Regions from separate parts of the Mus musculus genome. Here region 2 is linked to region 1. The links are chromatin loops, found by intact Hi-C in ENCODE. Cell type or tissue: left cerebral cortex. All regions are shown on one strand.

Region 1 (8,000 bases):
ACCCTAGAAGTGCATACCAAAAGGAGTCTGATATGGCTGTCTCCTGAGATGCCCTGCCAGATCTTTACAAATACAGAGGCAGATACTTACAGCCAACCATTGGACTGAGTATGGGATCCCCAATAGAGAAAAGACTGGAGGAGTTGATGGGGTTTGCAACCCCATAGGAAGAATAACAATATCAAACAACCAGACCCTCCAGAGTTCCTTGGGACTAGGCCATCAACCTAGGAGCACACATGGCTCCAGCTGCATATCTAACAGTGTATGGCCTTGTTAGCCATCAATGGGAGGAGAGGTCCTTGGTCCTATGAAGGCTCTATAGATATCCCAGGGTAGGGGAGTTGAAGGTGGGGAGATGGGAGTGGGTGAGTGGGTCAAAGAACTTCCTCATAGAAGCAGGGGGAGGGAGGATGGGATAGGGGGTTTCAGGGAAGAGGTGGAAACTGAGAAAGGGGTAACATTTGAAATGTAAATAAAGAAAATATCCAATAATAAAAAAGATACAAGCATTAGTATGGGTTCCCATTATATATTTAGTCAAAAATTTTCCATGAATATCAGTGTAGTTCACAATTTTGTCCTGCCAGAAGTCTGGCATTTAGCATTAAATATCATCAATGCATTCCAGTAATTCCTTTGTGAAATTAAATTTAAGAATCCTTTTGGTTTTCTACCTTCTAAGCACATAGTCTGTTTGAGAAGTAAACCCAGTTTTGTGAACAGCATTGTTCTCAATGTGCACAGTTCATTCTATTCCATATATGTGATGTGAGAATGGGATTTTCATACACTCACTCGGCTTTTTAAAGTATGTATTTAGGGAAGGACAACAAATATCTTATTCTTATGTGGCCAAGAGGTTGCTGACATTTCATTGTTCAGGAAAATCATATTGACCAAGAGAATTTTGAAAAGATATATTTGGGAATCTGTAGTAATATCTCACAGCATTCATGTATTAGTGTTTCTTAGAGAGGCTGGCATCTGAGGCTGTGGAGTAAATAGGGTCTGTTTTCCTCATCCAATGTGGGTTGACAGAGGTTCTCATAAGTTGACCATCTATACTAGCTAGAGAACAGAATGAAAAGAAAACGAATAGAAGAGATTCTATGCTATATTTTCTAAAGCTACCCAGATTTACTTCTTTTGAAAATCTGCAGGATTTTAAGGCTTGGATAATCCAATGGTCCTCATATATCTCACAATTTTGTCCTCAGAATTTTACCATCATCTTTCCTCATTATTATGATCTTAGGTAGAACTGGGCTCCCATAACCTATGCCTGTTGCTTTTCCCCTCACAGATTGCCAATCATAAGAGTGAGGTAACCCAATCACAAAAGAACACACATGATCTGCACTCACTGATAAGTGGATACTAACCCAGAAGCTCAGAATACCCAAGGTAACATTTGCAAAACACATGAAACTCAAGAAGAAGAAAGACCAAAGTGTAGATACTTTGATCATTCTGAGAAGGGGGAACAAAATACCCATGGAAGGAGTTACAGAGATAAAGTTCAGAGCAGAGACTGAAGGAATGACCATCCAGAGACTGCCCCACCTGAGGATTCATCCTATAAACAACCACCAAACCCAGACACTTTTGCAGATGCCAACAAGAGTTTTCTGACAGGAGACTGATATAGCTGTCTCCTGAGGGGCTCTGCCAGTGCCTGACTAATACAGAAGTGGATGCTCACAGTGATGCATTGGACAGAGCACAGGGTCCCCAGTGAAGGAGCTAGAGATAGTGCCCAAGGAGCTGAGGGGGTTTGCAGCCCGATAGGAGGAACAACAATATGAACTAACCAGTACCCCCCAGAGCTCCCTGGGACTAAACCACAAATCAAAGAAAACACATGGAGGGACTCGTGGCTCTAGCTGCATATGTAGCAGAGGACGGCCTCGTTGGTCATCAATGGGAGGAGAAGCCCTTGGTCTGTGAAAGTTCTATACCCCAGTATAGGGGAATGTCAGGGCCAAGAAACAGTAGTGGGTGGGTTGGGGAGCAGAGGGAGGAGGGAGAGGATAGGGGATTTTCGGAGGGGAAACTAGGAAAGGGGATAACATTTGAAATGTAAATAAAGAAAATATCTAATAAAAAAAATCAGGGAAAAAAAAAGACATCTCAAACCCCACCGCCTCATCTATTAGTTAATCATCTATTCATCTACTGATAATAAACACAGGAATATTTGGAGAGGGGAGTTGACTCTTACCAATTTTCATGCCATGGTCAGTCTCTCTGCCAGGGGTGCCCAGGCACAGAATGCAAGCCAACCTAGAGAAGGCAGGGCAAACTCCTGAACAGAGAGTCCAGATGGGTGTCAGATGCTGCTACATCTGGACCAAAAGGGGAAGCAGCAGGTTCTGGGACAAATGCTCTGGCTTCCAGTCTTCCTCTGTAGCTTCCCAGAAGCCTGAAGCAGGCTGAGCCAGACCTTGACTTTGCTTACCACTAAGGAGATCACCTAGGGTGGAGCCTGCCTTCCTGGATCACTCTATTGTTCTGCCACTAACACTGCTGCTCCCTGCTGGGAGTTGGCCTAGCTGTTCCCGAGTCTACATCAGATCCTATATGTGGTCACCTGCAGCTGGGCTCAAAGGATGATTTGGTGGGAATGGGCTTTCCCCTCTCCTTTATAAAGTGTATCCTTCAATAAAAATTTGAACCTTGAGCAGACTAGCTTGTTTTGGTTCCATTATTTCTCTACCTGCCTAGATTCCCTCTTCTCTTCCAGTTCCGAGATGCCTCCCAGGCTTGAACCCGCACATAAGAGCCGCAGGCCTGCCCCAACATTCCTCTCTGGGTACCCAGGTACTGCAGGTTTGCTGCTGGGAGAGGAAGTCAGGAACCATCTGTAATCCACTTTTCCCCTCCAGGCATCTGTATGCCAGGCAGAGAGAGAAAAGCAGATCCTGGGACAAGTGGATCTGGTCTGATTGGGAGGTAGTACTGAGTACTGGAGGGGCAGGAGGAAAAAGTTTATCTGGAAAATTTGGCCACCACTCTTTTAAGGGAAGGCTTTCCTGGAGGCAATCTTTAATGAAGTAACTCTCTGAGCTAATCCTTTCTTTGGGATGAATCCGGGATTATTCTTAAAATAAGGAATGCGCAGAAAGGGAGAGTCGTTGGCTTATGATATTTTATACCTCATTAGCATGGAGAAGCATTTCGGGAATCTCAGCTGTTAGCTGAATGGGTTCTTATGTGACTCACATCACTGGGGATATGAAACCTGAAGAAGCCACTTCCTGTAGCCAAGCAGGCACCACAGTAGAGCAAAAGAGACACCAACCTACCCACTAAACTTTCAACCCAAAATGTATCCTGTCTGCAAGAAGTACAGGCACAGGGGATGGAACAGAGATGGAGAGAATTATCAGTCAATAACCAGCCCAACTTGGGACCCATCTCATGGACAAGCACCAATCCCTGACACTATAAATGGCATTGTGTTATGCTTGCAGACAGGAACATGTTGTCCACTGAGAGGCTCGACCCAGAAGCTGACTCAGACAGACACAGACACCCACATCCAAACAGTGGGTGGCTCTTAGGGACTCTTATGAAAGAATAGGAGGAAAGATTGCAGGACCCAAAAGGAACAGGAATTCCACAGGGAGACCAACAGAATCAACTAACCTGGACCCTTGGCTCTCTCAGATTCTGATCCACCAACCAAGGAACATACACTGGCTGGGCCAAAGCTTCCCCAGATATATGCAGCATATGTGCAACTTGGTCTTCATGTGGGTCCCTAAAAACTGAGAGGTGGCCATCCCAAAAACTGTTACCTGTATGTGGGATATATTCTTCTAGCTGGGCTGCCTTGTCTGGCCTCAGTGGGAAAAGAAGCACCTATTACTACAGGGACATAAAGTGCCAAGTGTGGAGGTATAGGGAAAGGGGCCCAACTCAGTGTAGAAAGGGAGTGAGGATGGGGGAAGGATTGTGGTAAGAGTGTCCAAAAGGGAGGCAGTGAGCAGGATGTAAATTGAGTAAGTATAATATTAAATTAAATTAAAAGAAAAGAGAGGAAGTTGAATTGGTAATCTTAACTAAGCTTGTATGACATTCTGTAGTAGAGGTGTGGGGGCTTGAACTCCTCAGACAAGGTCAGAGGAGGAGAAGCCCGACCAATAAAGGGAGTCCGCCATATAACTCCAAGCCCTAGATGGCTATCTGGAAAATGGTAGTCTTTGACCTTAGTTAACAGAGCTTTTCCACAATCAATGTTTTAATCCTTTTGGAATTGATCATTTGCTTTAGTTTTGAAGCTACTTTTCAAAGGGTAAAAACATGCATTAAATCAATACAGAGTAAATTAAGCTAATTTGCAAGAAAATCAGAAAATACTGTATATGAATAGCAAGTATTTCTTCCTAGGGTAGTAGAAATGCTTAAAGAATTATTAAGAAGTTTAAATACATATACATATATACATATAAAGAAGTTTGAATTGAATTCCCATACAGTGGGGAATAATGAACAGAGGCTATGATACAAAAAATCTCAGAGCCAGCTATGAGTTATGATTCTTTAAGATATTGATCAGTAAGGTTACCAGGATATTCTCAAATATTACAGGTTATTGTCATTGTTCTAGATTGTTAAATACATGAAATTGTTAAGTCAATGACATTGAGAAATCAAGCCAGTACAACTAGTAATGTTTATCCTTTATGGCTAGCTTTCATACTTATGGAATGTTCTGTGAGTCCTACTTAAAGATAGGTTAGTTCTCAAATGTGTCACGGAACTTTGAAATTTGTCAGCTATAATAATGCATGCCCCATGAATGTTTTTTTTTCCAGTAATGTAAGAGAAACGAGTATTCATGGGTAACAAGCCACTCTCTAATTATATTTAAAGCTAGTTCTATGTGATGAAACTTATGATTGGTATTGTTAACTGGGCAAAGAACATGTGACTGGTTAGGTTAGAGTACCCATGAGAGAACCAAGTATTCAGCTACATGGAAACAACAATAAACTTTCCTCTAAATTCTTTTCTTTTCATCCATAGATTAGTACATCTCTCAAGTCTCATCAAGGAAACTACTTTTTGCAGCAGATCTACATCTGAATAACATGCAGGGATCAACTCTAGCTGGGACATCTATATCACACTCTTCAGTCCAAAGGCTTAGAAATCAACAGAAAGAGGGGAAAGTAAAGAAAGTAAAAGCCAGAAGTAGTGGTTATTGAGGCCAAAACAATGTTTGCTGGACATGACAAGGCAATTTGCATGTGATATTACATATGCTCAGCTTTTCACAAGATTAAAATTGCTATGATACCAGCATGAACAAAGGGAGAAGTTCTGAAGTCCTACCACTCTCTGAGAAATAATTGGCAATTGAGGGCTCCTGGAAGGAGAGGAGAGTCAGCTTCAGTTGGAAGATACCCATGGCTTAGTAGATTATCCTACACCTGTGAGTACCAGAGCAGCACTGATGGGCTCTGTGCTGTGGGAAATCCGAAAAGAATTGGAGAGGAGGAAAGGCAGGCATAAAGTTGATCATAGCACATTTTATGTATGCATAAAATTCTCCAACAACAAAAATCAAATATAAATCAAAATGAGTGAAATCAGGGTATTCGAGTACCATTCTTTTAGAAGTCCCAAGAACCAAATGAGAACACTTTTGGCTCCTTATGTTTAAACAATCTTAAGTAAAATGCATAATTGTCATATGTGAGAAATTTAAAGATCCCAAAGCAAAGATAGCAGTGAGAAACATTTCTGCAAATTATGTGGGAAAAGAGTCCAGTCACCTAACCAAGACAATGACTAACAAGCAGAGAACAAACTTTTGGTTAGAGCTTTAGTTTATCACCCAAGACCCAGAGATGAGAAGTAAAATAAATTTTCTAATGTTTAAATTTTAAAAATTAAGATAACATTACATCATTCCACTTCTTTCCCCCTCAACTATTCTAATTTCTTCCCTCCCACTTGCAAATTCCTAGATGTTTTCTGTTTTCTGGTGTGTTTAGTGTTGGAAATTTAATCTATGGCAATTACTAATTCTTGTGATGAAGTTCCAGTAGTGAACAGTTATATGGACTTTATTTAGGTATGTCAGGAAAAGTTTGCATGAGTACAAGTATATTTAAATAAATTCACATGAAATGTCGCTGTTTTCTTCACCTAAACAAACAGTAGATGTTATAATTGTACATCATTTAAGAATGGGCAGTGGAAGAGAGTATACAAATAGGGTTGGCCTTGCTGGTTACAGATCTTAAAGACTGTCTGCACACATATGGATTCCTAGTTTCCTATAGATTAACAGTATGTTGAAATCAGATTATGCAGTTACATTTACGGCAAAAGCCTATGAATGTCAACAGAAAACAACAGTGAGATCCTTAATTTTCTATATCATGATACTATTCTCTCAAAAGAACTCCACATTCAAATTGAAACAAACACAAACATGATAAACTGAGCCAATGACTTGTGGTAGCAAGCTAGTGACATTTAAAGTAGTTTAACTCTTGCATGCTAACACATGTGTGAATTTATAGTGCCTGTATGGTCTGCTTTTTTGTGTCAACTTTACATAAGCTGGGGTTATTACAAAAAAAAAAAAAAAAAAAAAAAGGATCTTCCCTTGAGGAAATGCTTTCATGAGATTCAATTGTAAGGCACTTTCTCAATTACTGATCAAGGGTGGGAGGGCCTATTGTAGGTGGTGCCATCCCTGGGCTGGTAGTCCTGGGTTCTATAAGAAAGCAAACTGAGCAAGCCAGGGGAAGCAAGCCAGTAAAGAACATCCCTCTATGGCCTCTGCATCAGCTCCTGCTTCCTGACCTGCTTGAGTTCCAGTCCTGACTTCCTTTGGTGATGAACAGCATTGGGGAAGTGTAAGATGAATAAACCCTTTCCTCTCCAACTTGCTTCTTGGTCATGGTGCAGGAATGGAAACCCCGACTAAGACGGTTCCTGAATGCAGGTATCTGAAGCAGGGCAGAAGAAGATATCCCATATTTTAGAACTGGAGTTACAGACAGTATTAGTTGACATTGATTCTGTGAACTGAACTCAAATTCTCTGGAAAGGCAGGAAGCACTCTACACTACTGAGCCCTGGTATCAGTCATAGTTCATATTTCTGTAGATATTTTATTTTATAGTCTCTGTTCTGAACCTCTCTCAACTGAACCCTTGACTTTGCCTTTTGATTATCTAAGTATTATTTCTGTTTATCTATAATAACTAAATAGATCTCCCTGTGTTTAGATCCTGCTCATTTTGATTTTCTAAATATAATTTTGCATTTTATAAACTACATTAGGATATTCATTTTTGTTATTTTCTGAAGAAAATTCAACATTCAAACAATATAAAATATCATTCAAACAATATAAACCATCAATCCACCAATACCTGTTTTGAGAAATGATGCCTTCTACGCTAAACCTGAATTCTGTAAGTAACGAATTTTCAGTTTGAATGTTTGCTTTCATCTCTTCTTACTGAGCAATGAATCTTGGTCAGGCTTTAGTTCTCACATGGACTTTTAAGATAACTGAAACAATATCTTCCAAAATAAAAGTTTATATCTATAATAATTTCTTCTATGATTTCTGAAGTCTGTCACAATTGCATCTGTAACATACGGCTGAGGATTTTACAGCTCTTCTGCTCCAGTCCCTGGCACCACTGTCTAGCATTCTTTTTGCTGTATTCAATATGAAGGGTTAAATTCTAAAATGTTTAACCACTGAAGTTCTAGAATTCAGCTATCCATTTATTGTTTTGAGCTTATTACATAGGGATGCAGCCAGAGGCAGAGTTTTAGTTGAAGTACACTGTCCCTTTGTTTGTTAAAGGTCAGGGGTCAATTGCCAATCCTTGCTATAATGCAGACATGAGCCCTTTTTTTGATATTTATTAACTCTTACTCTAGCCTCATTCTATGTTATCATCTTACTTGGGCTGCTTGGTTCCCTGACCTGCTTCTTCATATTGTGGCATGCTGCT
Region 2 (8,000 bases), 940 kb before region 1:
AATAACTCCCCAGGACGTATCTAAATACCTTGTTAGCATGGAGAACTCTGTGTTCCATATTATGTGACCAGTGGTCACGTTCCTTATGTGGGGAACAGTGGTTATGTGTTCCAGGCTGGGAATCTTATCAGATGTAAGTGAAAAACTATCATCATCATGTACGAGGTGTTGGGGTTTCTGAATTCACTCAACCTTACCTAGTTTCCTGGCACAGTCCACATCCCCCACATGTGTTAATAATTTCCTCCTGCGCATGTATTACTTTATGGCTAAGTGTGTGATATAATCTCTGCTTCTGATGGGAAGCTCTGGTGGACCATTGTTAACCACTCAGTTTCCACCAAGACCTAAGAATAGTTCAAGAGCTAGAGGAAAGCCTTCCAAGTATTTTCATAATTAGTACTGAGTTGGAGAGAGCTCAGTCAATTGTAATAGTGCTGGTTCTTGTTCCTACAAGAAAGAAAGCTAAGCAATGCTCCACTCTGTACATAGCAGCCTTATTTACCATTGCCAGAAGCCGGAAATAACCCAGATGTCCTTCAACAGTGGAATGGATACAGAAAATGTGATACATTTACACAGTGGATTATTACTCAGCTATTAAAAACAGTGACTTCATGAAATTCTTAGGCTTATGGATGGAACTAGAAAATATCATCCTGAGTGAGGTAACCCAGTCACAAAAGAACACACATTGCATGCACTCACTGATATGTGAATATTAACCCAGAACCTCGGACTACTCACGATACAATTCACAGACCACATGAAGCACAAGAAGACCAAAGTGTGAATACTTCAGTCCTTCTTAGAAGGGGAAACAAAATACCCATGGGAGGAGATAGAGAGACAAAGCATGGAGAAGAGACAGAAGGAAAGGCCATCCAGAGACTGTCCCACTTGAGGATCCATCCCATCTACAGTAACTAAACCCAGACAGTATTGTAGATGCCAACGAGTGTTTGCTGACAGCAGCCTGATATAGCTGTCTCCTGAGAGACAGTGCCTGACAAATACAGAGTTGAATACTCTCATCCAACCATTGAACTGGGTACAGGGTCCCCAATGGAGGAGCTAGAGAAAGGACCCAAGAAGCTGAAGGGTTTTACAACCCCATAGGAAGAACAACAATATCAAACAACCAGTACCCCTAGAGCTCTCAGGGACTAAACCACCAACGAAAGGGTACACATGGTTCCAGTCACATATGTAACAGAGCATGACCTGGTTGGTCATCAATGGGAGGAGAGGCCCTTGGACCTGTGAAGGCTCTTTGGCCCAGCGTAGGGGAATGCCAGGACTAGGAACCCAGAGATGATGTGTTGGTGAGCACGGAGAGGGGGTAGGGATAGAGGGTATTCAGAGGGGAAACCAGGAAGGTGTATAATATTTGAAATGTAAATAAAGTAAATATCTAAGAAAGTAAGCGAGAGAGAGAGAGAGAGAGAGAGAGAGAGAGAGAGAGAGAGAGAGAGAGAGAACCAATACGCAACACCACCGCAGCTTTTGCATTTGTTTTAGCCTCCAGCTCCTGTCCTGCTCGAGTTCCTGTCTTGACTTCCTTCAGTGATGAACAGTGGTGTAGAAGCTTATAGCAAATAAAGCCTTTTCCTCATCAACTTGAGTTTGGTCATAGCATTTTATCAGAACAATCATAGCCCTAATTAGGAGACAAATCGGTACCAGGACCATTGCTGTGACAAATCTGACCGTGCTTTGGGGAGGATTGTGGCAGGACATTGGAACTTTGCCCTAAAATATCATTCAGTGTTTAAAACTCAGAATGCTGTTCTGTAGGAATTTGGCAGATAAGAATTTTCAGAGAAGTACAGATGGTGGAAGCCTGGCTTCTGAAGTTGTAGAGGGATGCAAAGACTCAACTAGGCCATTTGTGTGAAGAGTCTGTGGTGTCTGGTCAGTAGGAAATGGGCGATTTGCTTTGATTAACGGGAGACTAGAACCACTAAAGACAAACTTTTGCTTAGTTGGGATATCCCATGTTAGTCAAGTGGGATTGAAGGTCAGCTTTTTTTCAGGAGAAACTGGCATCATTGAGATGAAATATTCTGGGAAGTGTCTCCTCAGGGTCAGCTCACAGAAGCTATGTTTCAGAGATGGCTAAGTTTTTACCTTGGGCTGGAAGTGTAAGCGTCACCCATGTATTAGTTTTGAAGCCATGAAAGGGCTATGTGAAGTAGCTGCCCTGTATGGCAGGATTGGAGTTCCTAAAGAGAACCCACAAAAAGCTATTGATGAAATTACAGGTCAGTTGTAACAAAATACCCAGCAATTTAGAGATGGGATGACCTTCAAGAAAAGCAGCAGCCATGGAGTTAAGAAAGTTGAGTCTAGAAGACAAGATCTGTGTGCTATAGAAGTGTATATAGAGAGGTCATACAAGCCCTTTGGTAAAGCGAAGATCCTGAGTAGATCCCAGACACTGATCATTCGTTATTTATATAATTAAACTTTGGATTTTCTTTAAGTGTATGATGACTGTGCCCTAGTTATTCGTTTTTGAAATAGGAAAGTATTTATCTGATTGTTGACTATATAGGAGCTTGTGGTTCCGGAAACTTTCAATTAAAAGACAACACCAACAACAAAAATTTGGAGTTTTTAAAGAGACTGAATTTTAAAAGTGTTTAGATTTGTGAGACTGTTGGAAAGTTGTGGCTTAATATTGATATGTTTGTGTGTCAACTTTAAAGTGGTTAATTATGGTGGCTACTTTTATGTTAAGTTGACACAATCTTGAGTCATCAGAGAAGAAGCTTCCTTATGTGGGAAATCATCTCCAAAAGGATGGACTGTAAGAAAGCCTATACATAGGGCGTTTTCTTAATTAGTGATCCATATGGGAAGTCTCTGCTATTGTGGGTGGTATCAGCCTGGGCTGGTGGTTTTGGGTTCTATAAGAAAGCAGGATGAACAATCCATAAAGATCAAGTCAGTAAGCAGCACTCCTCCATGGCATTTCCATCAGGCCATGCCTCCAGGTTCCTGCCCTGCTTGAGTTCCTCTTATGACTTCCATGAATGATGAATAACAAAGTGGAACTGTAGGTCAAATAACCCCTTCCCTCAGCATTTGGCTTTTGGTCCGGGTGTTTCATTACAGCAATAGTAAAACAAACTAGGGAACTATTGAAGATAAATATATTTTGACCTCGAGGACACCTTGTAGCTAAGGAAGTCCTTGATAAGTGTCATCAGGACACAAGAGTATAAGCACACGGACAGATTGAGAAACAGAGAAATGCATGCTGAGGTCACAAAGCTTGTTGTCTTTGGTGCTTACTTGTAAGCTTTGGACATCCAGTATGTCCAAGCTACGCCAGTAAGAATTTGCTTTATTTATGATCACACAGTCTGGTTATAATGCCACTGACACTATTTTTCTAGGTAAATAGGTATACGCAAGTATCAATGATAATTCCAAATTGTAAGCTTAATGGTGACAATTCTTTCCATATTTACTATACAAAATCCAAATTATGTTTTTTTTGTGAAAATACAACTAAAATAGAACTGAAATTATAAGTAAAAGTCACAGCTCATGTAAGTAATAGTTTGAGATACGTTCGTGATTAGATGATACTTGGAGAATTAATTATACAATGTATCTTTCTAATAAGACATTTTTAAAGTGACCACCAGAGGGCAACAGCACTCGGAACAGAATCCAATAAGGGAACATGAAAAAAAAAATCATTTATTCTAGTAGAAAAAATTAATAATTACCAACCATTCAAAACATGCAATGCAATAATCTATAACTAGACTTTAAATGATATGATTATTTTTACAATGAAAGCACATTTAAGGCTTTATTTCTAGCTCAGTGGTTTGATAAATTTACTTTGTCTAGAACATTCTCCCAGGCACATCTCATTTCCAAACCTCGGACATTAAGTTTGACTGCTCATATTATCCTGTGAAGGTAAGTTTAATTTTGTATTGTAGACTCACTAAATATATATATATATATATATATTTATATTAGTTTCCTTGAGTCAGCAAAAGTTTCTAGCTTGGAATAACACCATTCTTAATTTATATAAGTGGCTAGGCATGGCAAATTGGATAGTCAGTATTTATGTACTAAACAAGGTGATTTAAAAATGAAATTCCTCCTGCTCTGATAATTCAATCTGAATTATACAGAGAGAATTTCAAATTTACAGAGAGAAAGAAAAACAATAATATGGGAATTAATGAACTTATGTACTAAGTAAATGGAAAATAAAGTGAAGATAATAAGCAAAAGGGAGACTATGGGAAAAATAAAATTAATTATAAGAAAGTCTTTTATTAGTGTGAAAGTTGGATAAGAATGCAGGTGACTTCACACACATACACATGCACATGTACACACGTGCATGCACACACGCACACACAAATACACACATACACACACACACACACACACACACCCTTCCATGCCCATTTTTATTTTCTGAATAAATTCTGGCCAGACACATTATTTCTTAAAACATTTGTGATAATATCTTGGTTTTGTGTCTTATGTGTGTAACCTAATCTATTATAGTAATCTATTATTGTTAGAGCTTGACAGTGTCCTTTGCATGTGTGAAAAACTGTGACTTCGACCTTCTTCAGAAAGTGTCTGAGCCCTTGAGACCTCATAAAATCCCAAGCACTTGAAAAGCATCTATGTTCCTCCTTCATGACAGATTCTGTGACTCCGTATGCTCAAAAATTGTCTTCCTATTGTTTCTTGGGGTTTTTGGAATGTTCGTAATCTGGTTTGCTGATATGTACTAACATACTGGGCACGTTTATTTTGTTAGCATCGTCCTGCTCTATCAGACTCTACAAAGTGAAATGTTCAGGGCTTAAATAAAGGCTATGTTGACAGAAAACACAGCTGCTCTTACAAAGAACATTAAAAAATGTTTTAAACCAAATATAGATGATCAAAGCTCAGCTAACCCAGATTTAAGGTAACCTGAGTGTACTTCCCAAGAAGAAAATGTCTATGCACGTTTATGATCACAAAAGAAAGTCATAAATAGTACATTTACTATAATTATTGATAAAATAGTAAACAGGTAGGTAGTGTAGGGAAATCTGTACATTGTTCATTCTTTATTTTTTTAAGCATTCCGTGTTTAGGATTATAGGAAGATATAGTTTATTATACTTTGACAAACATTATAATGTCATGATTACTCAAAATATTCATAGAGTTTTTCATAGAGTTTTACATGTGGAAAGTAAATTCCTATCAAAGGGACTGAGGTCTACCAAGATAACTTTTTCTCCTTTCCCATAGCATTTCACATTTATGCATACATAAAATTGTACCCAGTTGAGTTTGAAGAGCATACAGTATGTCTAATTCAGACTCAGCTTCTTTGGAAACGTCAGTTCCTTAGTTTGTCCTCTGGAAGATTCCTTAAGTATCTCATGAACACACTTACTTTAAAGCATATGAATATCCTGGCAAAGATAATTTGTCTCTTTAGAATACATATTTTCTTGTAACATAGTGCATGTACCTGCAAGTGTCTTGGTGCTACCTCCATTTGGAAGTACTATATAAACGCCACAGTTTATGTTTTGAGAAAAGGTTTGTAGTTCTCAGAGAAAGTCTGTCTTGTTTTAAGCAAGGGATCCCGAGTCACTGCTACAAAGAACTTTACTCAACTATTTCTTCTATTCTTTTCAATACTCCATTAACAATTAACCAGAAAGCCTATAAAGTATGTCATAATTTCCCTAAAACCATCTGCTTTTCTTCTTCTTTCCTGCCATTCTCTTGTGTCCATACATTGATGTACATACACTGCCTCTTAACTCTTCTATCTGTTCTTCTTTTCTCCCAGTGTATTGATTTACAAAATATAGAGCTTTCTTTAAGTAATTAAAATGTAAATTAAATCTCAGTTTAGGCTCAATGGTCATGAATGATCTGCCACATATTCAAAATAAGAAACTGATTTTGTAGCCGGGCAGTGGTGGCCCACGCCTTTAATCCCAGCACTCGGGAGGCAGAGGCAGGCAGATTTCTGAGTTCGAGGCCAGCCTGGTTTACAGAGTGAGTTCCAGGACAGCCAGGGCTACACAGAGAAACCCTGTCTTGGGAGAACAAAACAAAGCAGCTGAAAGTTCAAAGTGGACAGCTTAGGCCCGACCCAACATTGACTAGCATATGTGTATGTGTATGTATAATTATGTATACAATTATAAGAGCATACACCTAAACTCTTGAAAACTAGTGAAAGAACATTTGAACAAGGCTCCTCTCAGTTTTAAACCATTCCGTTTTCTTAGAAAATTGAGTTTGTTGCTTGTACTTATCCTCTGAGAGTCAGTTTAAATGGAAGGGATTCAAGTATGTATTCAATTTAAATTGCTCTCTAGCCAAACTTGCTTCAAAATTTCAACCATCCTGATATTCTATCTATGTGATTCTAATCAACAATGGGGATTTAAACTGAGCTTGTTGTTGCTTCTTCTAAACTTTAATTCAGATGATATTCCAATATCCTCATCACCTTTGACATAAAATATGGTGCATGTTGAATACATGGCAGCTAGAATACAGTGGCTTGAAAATAGAAATAAGATACAATATAAAATTGCTGTGATGATGGACCTTAGATTTTGCAAAAGTTTATTTGAATCTCAGCTCTTTAGCTCTCCTGAAATCTTTCCTTTAGAAATCTCTAAGAAAAAAAAAAAAGAAAAAGAAATCTCTAAGAAACATTTTCTTTTTTGAATTTTATTTTATTTTCTACTTATTCACTTTACATCTATCCATTGCCCCCTTCTGGTCACACTCTCACATAATTCTTCTGTCTCCTCCCCTACTCCTCTGAGTGGGTGGGGCCTCCCTGGGTATCCCCCCCGACTTCTGGAGTTAGGAGGTTGGTGGGACACTCTAGAATGCATCAGAGACCTGGGAGATGAGAGACTTTCAGGACTCCAAGGCAGGGGCCTTAGATGAAATGCCAGACATTAGGGAGAGGCAACTTATAGTGCCCACCTCCAGCAGGAAGACAAGGCATCAGATGAAGGAGGGGTTTTCCATCACATAATCAAAACTCTGACCCATAATTGTTCCTGCCTGAAAGAATTACAGGGATGGAAATGGAGAGGGGCCTGGGGAAAGGAAGATCCAGTAATAAACCCAAAGTGGGTTCCAGCTTAAGATGAAGTCCCAAGCCTGACACTATTACTGAGGCTATGGAGCACTCACAAGAAGGGAACTAACATAACTGCACTCCAGAACACACAACAAGCAGCTGAAAGAGTCAGATGCAGATATTTGCACCCAACCAATGGACAGAAGCTGCTGACCCCTGTGGTTGAATTAGGGAAAGGCAGAAAGAAACCGAAGAGGAGGGTGATCCTGAAGAAGGACCAGCAGGCTCAATTAATCTGGACCCTCGAGATCTCTCAAACACTGGACCACCAAAGAGGCCCCCAACACACATACAGCAGAGGACTGCCGGGTCAGTGTTCATTCAGAGATGATGTACCTAACCCTCAAGAGACTGGAGGCCCCAGGGAATTTAGAGGTCAGGTGGGATGGGAGCCAGAAATACCTCATGGAGACAGGAGACAAGGGGGTGGGGAGGAGGTATGAGATGTAGAATATTCAGCGGATGGACAGGGAGTGTGGTGAATAGAATATGGAGTATAAAAATAAGTGAAATTTGTTAATTCTGGATGTTATTTTTTTATGTAGCATCTATTTTTTTTAGACATTTACCTAGTGTGATTGCATACATGCACTCAAGTACACTCCCATACACGCATGCCTTGGTGTCATTTAGGGATCCAAGGACAACCTGCAAGGGTCAGTTGGCCCTCTGTCTCTATCAAGTGCATCAAAAGGATTGAACTCAAGCCATCAAGTCTTGGCTTCAAGTACTTTTATTCCCTCTGAGCGATGATCTTGCTCTCCAGAAATTCTCTCTCTCTCTCTCTCTCTCTCTCTCTCTCTCTCTCTCTCTCTCTCTCTCTCTC

What was found. Peaks named below come from ENCODE experiments on the same cell type or tissue, not always from the same donor. Only the 100,000 strongest peaks of a DNase experiment are listed, where the experiment ranks them.
Region 2: a loop joins it to region 1, with 2.8 times the contacts of the local background. A loop is called at or near these places in 5 of 42 quality-filtered maps.

What each region holds. Positions count from the first base shown.
Region 1 is chr15:19,458,697-19,466,696 of GRCm38, reverse strand. No RefSeq gene overlaps it. Among named protein-coding and RNA genes, the nearest start is that of Gm35496, 280 kb to the right of the region's middle. In left cerebral cortex, no CTCF peak of the experiment used is centred here; DNase peaks (open chromatin) are centred at 3,224 and 3,493.
Region 2 is chr15:20,399,453-20,407,452 of GRCm38, reverse strand. No RefSeq gene overlaps it. Among named protein-coding and RNA genes, the nearest start is that of Gm25976, 220 kb to the right of the region's middle. In left cerebral cortex, a CTCF peak has its summit at 3,661 (motif pointing right); a DNase peak (open chromatin) is centred at 3,667.